Regions from separate parts of the Homo sapiens genome. Here region 2 is linked to region 1. A link is an interaction called in ENCODE POLR2A ChIA-PET data of the cell type or tissue named here. Cell type or tissue: OCI-LY7. All regions are shown on one strand. Links, peaks and the distances in the headings refer to the core of each region. The heading gives the core; the rest is flanking DNA. Region 1 overlaps LOC124906140 (small nucleolar RNA SNORA74). Region 2 holds the start of LINC02245 (long intergenic non-protein coding RNA 2245).

Evidence for each region. ChIA-PET counts read pairs that join two places held together with the same protein. Peaks named below come from ENCODE experiments on the same cell type or tissue, not always from the same donor. Only the 100,000 strongest peaks of a DNase experiment are listed, where the experiment ranks them.
Region 2: POLR2A ChIA-PET joins it to region 1 with 18 read pairs; 3 of 35 experiments call an interaction of 5 or more read pairs at or near these places.

The regions. Positions count from the first base shown.
Region 1 is chr2:65,158,834-65,161,746 of GRCh38, reverse strand. It overlaps LOC124906140 (small nucleolar RNA SNORA74), which reads right to left; the gene lies at 2,887-2,913. Among named protein-coding and RNA genes, the nearest start is that of RAB1A, 30 kb to the right of the region's middle. In OCI-LY7, for the core only: no CTCF peak of the experiment used is centred there; a DNase peak (open chromatin) is centred at 1,636; H3K4me3 peaks cover 812 bases; H3K27ac peaks cover 1,704 bases.
Region 2 is chr2:64,931,178-64,934,090 of GRCh38, reverse strand. LINC02245 (long intergenic non-protein coding RNA 2245) reads left to right here and starts at 1,644. Exons shown (of 3, transcript NR_036586.1): 1 at 1,644-1,746. RefSeq lists enhancers at 830-979, 1,020-1,089, 1,130-1,269. In OCI-LY7, for the core only: no CTCF peak of the experiment used is centred there; DNase peaks (open chromatin) are centred at 1,100, 1,460, 2,060 and 2,300; H3K4me3 peaks cover 2,151 bases; H3K27ac peaks cover 2,500 bases.

The DNA of each region.
Region 1 (2,913 bases), core at 168-2,667:
CGTGTATAAATAGACAAATATGGCTGGGCGTGGTGGCTCATGCCTGTAATACCAGCACTTTTGGAGGCCAAAGCGAGAGGATCGCACGAGCCCAGGAGTTTGAAACTAGCCTGGGCAACAAAGTGAGAACCTGTCTCTATTTTTATTTTAAAAAGATAGAGAAATATAGAGCTAATATGGCAAAATGTTAATAATTGTTGAATGAAGGTAGAAGGTATATGTACTAAATGTATGCACATTTGTGTATGCTTAAAAATGTTCATGTTAAAAGGATGGGAAAAAATGAATAACTATTATCTATCTATATACTTACAACTCCCAAATTATGTCTCCTGCTCAGCCTCTCTCCTGAACTCCAGATTCACATATCCAAAGCCCACTTATGACCCCATTTGGATGTCAAAGCAGTGTATCCAAAACTGAACTCCTGATCTACCCCCAAGCCTGCTGCATCAGCAGCTTCCCCACCACAGCTGATGACAACTCCATTTTTTGTAGTTGTTTAGGCTTCAAACCTTGGAGTCACTTTGACTCTTCTCTTTCTCTCCCAGCCCGCATCCCATCCCTCTGTAAATTCTGTTGGTTCTGTTTGCAGAACTCATCCAGAATGTGATCCTTTTTTACCCCTGCCACTCTACACGCTGGTTTGAACCACTCCCAGCTCTTGCCTGGATCATTACAGTAGGCTCCCACCTGTACCACCTGGTCTCCTTGTTTCTGTCTTGTCCCCTTCAGTCTATTCTCAACAGGGAGGCACAGAGCCCCCCGCCCCCCCGCCCCCCCGCTTTTATTTTTTTTTATTTTTTTATTTTTTTTTTGAGACGGAGTCTCGCTCTGTCGCCCAGGCTGGAGTGCAGTGGCACAATTTCGGCTTACTGCAACCTCCACCTCCCGGGTTCAACGCCATTCTCCTGCCTCAGCCTCCCGAGTAGCTGGGACTACAGGTGCCTGCCACCATGCCCAGCTAATTTTGTTGTTGTTGTTTTTTTTTTTTTTGTATTTTCAGTAGAGACGGGGTTTCACCGTGTTAGCCAGGATGGTCTTGATCTCCTGACTTTGTGATCTGCCCGCCTTGGCCTCCCAAAGTGTTGGGATTACAGGCGTGAGCCACAGCACCTGCCTCCCCCGCTCTTTTTTTTTTTTTTTAAGACACTGTCTTGCTCTGTCACCCAGGCTGGAGTGCAATGGCATGATCTCAGCTCACTGCAACCTCCGCCTCCTGGGTTCAAGCAATTCTCCTTTCTCTTGCCTTAGCTGCCCAAGTAGCTGGGATTACAGGCGCTGCCACCACACCCAGCTAATTTTTGTATTTTCAGTACAGATGGGGTTTCACCATGTTGGCCTGGCTGGTCTCGATCTCCTGACCTCAGGTGATCCACCCACCTCGGTCTCCCAAAGTGCTGGGATTACAGGCGTGAGCCACTGCTCCTGGCCCACAGAGACCCTTTAAAATGAAAGCCAAATTGAGTTCCTCTCTGCTCAAAAGTGCTTTGTTCAGAGGAAGCAAGGAAACAGTGGAAACTGAAATCCTTCAACAGCCCTAGGCCCTACCCAATCTCCTTGACCTTCCCACCTGGCCCGCTATGCAGTCACTTTGGCCTCCTTGCTGTTTCTGGAATAAGCCACTATACTGCTTTCTTGGGACTCTGTGCAGCTGTTACCACTTCCTGGATTGTTCTTCCCCTAAACATTTGCACCGTTTGCTTAAAATTACTTCTCAACAAAGCCTACCCTTAAGATTGCAACTTGCTTCTCCACACATGCCAGATCCACCTAACCTTGATCTTATTTCACTATAGCACTCACCACCTTCTAACACATTACCTGATTTCCTTATGCATTATGTTTCTCGTCTGTCACCTTCACTTGAATATCAGCTTGGTGAGGATAGGGATGTTTTACTTGCTGTTACATATCATGTGCCTAGAACAGTACTCAGCTCAGTGTGGGGCCTGGCACGCAATATTTGTGGAATGAATAGGTACACTTTGGTTGTATCTCTTAAGCAGAAAGACCTATAATGATAACGTTTATAAGTCAAAAATGAAACTTGGCTGGGCACAGTGGCTCACGCCTATAATCCCAGGATTTCGGGAGGCTGAGGTGGGAGGATGGCTTGAGGCGGGGAGTTCCAGACCAGCCTGAACAACATAGTGAAACTCCATTTCTACAGAAAAATCAAAACATTAGCCAGGCGTGGTGGTGCACGCCTGTAGTCCCAGCTAACTTGGGAGGCTGAGGTGGGTGAATTGCTTGGGCCTGGGAGGTCAAGGCTGTAGTGAGCTGTGATCGTGCCACTGCACTCCAGCCTGGCCAACAGAGTGAGACCCTGTCTCAAAAAACAAAATAAAACAAAAGCAAAAACAAACAAACAAAAAAATTAAACTTGGCTGGGCATCGTGGTTCACACCTGTAATCCCAGAACTTTGAGAGGCTGAGGCATGAGGACTTCTTGAGCTCAGGAGTCAAGACAAACCTGGGCCACATAGCAAGACCCTATCTCTAAAAAAAAAAAAAAAAAAAAAAATCTTTTTGAAAGAAAAGAAATTAAACTGAACCCAAAACTTTTTTTTTTTGAAACAGGGTCTTGCTGTGTCACCCAGGCTGGAGTACAGTGGCACAATTTTGGCTTACTGCAACCTCCACCTCCTGGGTTCAAGCGATCCTCCCACCTCAGCCTCCTGAGTATCTGGGACTACAGGTGTGTGCCATCAGGCCCAGCTAATTTTTTGTATTTTTAGTAGAGACAGGGTTTCACCATGTTGGCCATGCTAGTCTCGAACTCCTGACCTCAGGTGATCCGCCCGCCTCAGCCTCCCCAAGTGCTGGGATTATAGGCGTGAGCCACCACACCTGGCCTCAAAATTATTTTTTTCAACAGAAAAGATTGTTTGCACTCAGATTAGGACCGAC
Region 2 (2,913 bases), core at 305-2,804, 230 kb after region 1:
GGGCTCCCCTACAACATCCAGCCTGCTCTCCTGGTTGACCAGCACTCCCTGGGAAAGGTTAGTGGCATACACACAGCCCTGGGCAGCAAAGTAGAGACTGAATTGAAACAGATACTAACTAAAATAAGACCTGCCCATTATTGTATCGATCTGTGCTTTTCAGCTTTTTAAAAACAATTTCTTCTTCAGATCGACATACAAGTCTCAAAGGTCATCCCTGACCCAAGGTTCTGATACATGAAGAAGCATCTCTCTTGTCTGTGTGTCCCCACTTGCCATGAGTATTTTTTTTTTTTTTGAGATGGAGTCTTGCTCTGTCACCAGGCTGGAGTGCAGTGGTGCGATCTCGGCTCACTGCAATCTCTGCCTCTCAGGTTCAAGCGATTCCCCTGCCTCAGCCTCTCGAGTAGCTGGGACTATAGGCGTGTGCCACCACACCCAGCTAATTTTTGTATTTTTAGTAGAGTCAGGGTTTCACCATGTTGGCCAGGATGATCTCACTCTCTTGACCTCGTGATCCACCCATCTTGGCCTCCCAAAGGGCTGGGATTATAGGCATGAGCCACTGCAACCAGCCAAGAGTATTTTATTGAATTTTACTTTCTATACTTTTGTCAGAAAATAAAAATTTCCAAATATAAAATTGTTATTATTTATAATTATTAATTATATTAAAATTGAATCTTCCTTTTAAAAACACTCATGTTCCTGTGAACCAGCAAGTACATCACTCCCTTGGGCTAGAGCCCCCAGTTGAGACTCGATGAACTCCAGCAGAGACTCTGACGAAGGAGTGACACAGTGTGTTGGGTCAGAGAGAAATGTGAAGCCCAGCAAACATATGTTCAAATCCAGATGCCACCATTCGGTGAACATGCACCCCGAGCAACTTTCCAGGGCTTACTTTCTTTGTCTATAAAATGGGAACAACAGGTACAGTACCATCTAGTCCATGGGGGTCACCAGAAGAAACTAGAAGATGTAACACACAAGGAACATTTAGAAGCAAGCATGTAACAAACACTCAGCAAATGGCGACTACATTATAACTTGTCCAGCCAAATAGATATGACCAGTGGTAACACGGAACTGAGAATTTTCACAATGTACTATTTTTACATCTTAATTTCTTTGGGCTTCTCTGCTTCCTCTTTTTAAAAAAGCTTACCACCCACTTGTTATTCTGGAGGGGGATGAACATAGATAAAAAGAGAGTTTAAGAACTCTTCATGGAAAGATAGCCAAACCACTAAAATACTATTTCAACAGAGGAGGTCACAGAATGGTGGAATGGTAGATCTGTAGGACTAAAGGAGACCTCAGATTTGTCACTCTTATCTGACTCATGAAACTGAGACCCAGAGAGGTGAAAGGGTGTGCTCGGTCCGGTAGCTGTGTTGCAGACTATGTGAATGGCACCTCTTGGTGTCATGCAATGCATAACAACCACCTGTGCAGCCTCATGGCCCTGCACAACCTCCTGACCACAGCGATGGAATAAAGTGGTCCAGTCAGGGGCATTTTCAGCCTCTGGGGATGTTGATATAGTAACTCCTCCTCTTTTCCCATACCCTGAAAAAATGCAGCCCAAGAAGCTGCCGATGCTCTTACAGCTGTGAGGGGAGGGGCTGCCCGAGGAGAGAGGTAACCTAGAGTTGAGAGATGGAGGAAGAGATACAGAATCTGGATGGCTATGCTCTGATCCTGTAATCCGACTATGCCTGAATGTGGATCTACCTTCCAAAGGTAGGGTGCTTTTCGTTTGTTTGAGCCATCTGGTGTCAGATGTTCTGTCACTTACTACCTTGTTATAATTAATAGAGGAGCTCAAAGAGCTATAAATATCTAAGGAGGAAGAGTTCAGGTTGCAAAGCCTTCCTAGACAAGGTTGCTTCAAAGGAAGGTCTGAAAGGAAGAATGGGAGGCAGGCAGGCTGCAAAGGGAGAGAAAATTCAGGGAAGGAGAAGACCAGGAACAGAGGCCTGAGATATGAGAGCCTGGTACTATGGACTGGATGCTTGTGGCTCCCCCCTTCCCCCTAATCGACTTGTTGAAGCCCAGTCCCCATTGTGATGGCATTAGGTGGTGTGGCCTCTGGAAAGTAATTAGGCCATGAGGGTGAATCCCTCATGAATGGGATTAGTGTCTTCATGAAAAGACAGGAGAGAGCTTGCTTTCTATCCTCTCTGCCATGTGAGGACACAACGAGAGAATGGTCATCTGCAAACGAGGAAGAGGTCCCTTACCAGAGCCGACCATGCTGGCGCCCTGATCTGACTTCCCGGCCTCTAGAACAGTGAGAAATAAATCTCTGTTGTCTAAGCCACCCAGTATATAGTCATTTATAACAGCACAGAGTGACTGAGACACCTGGGGTGGGGGTGTTTGGGGAATCATATTTAATTAAGCCTATTTGGTTAGAGTGTTGGATATCCAAAGCAGGTAACGGGGGTTAGGATTAAAGATGTAGGTTCCTACCAGTCTGTGAGTTTGTTCTTTTGTATTTTGGATAATAATTCAGCAAGAGAGGAGGGATGAGAATGAAAGGAGAGAACTGGTTGCGAGACTATTGGTAATTTTTGAAGTATGAGAGTCCATGGCTTCTAAGGTGACCAACTGTTCTGATTTGCCCGGGACTGAGGAATTTCCCAGGATGTGGGACTTTCAGTGCTAAAACTGAACAGTTCCATGCAAATGGGGATGATTGAACACCCTGAAACATCACCCAAACCATAAAGGAAGATATTGATAGATTTCATTCCATAAAAAATAACATGTGAATGAAAAAACAGAAAATAGTCTGAATGCATCTAAACTGTTTTTCTCTAGAAAAAAATTAAAATAAATGACTATCTCTTTGGGACTCAAGCCATTTAGTGACATTGCCCTTCATTTCCTGATTGCCAGTATCCA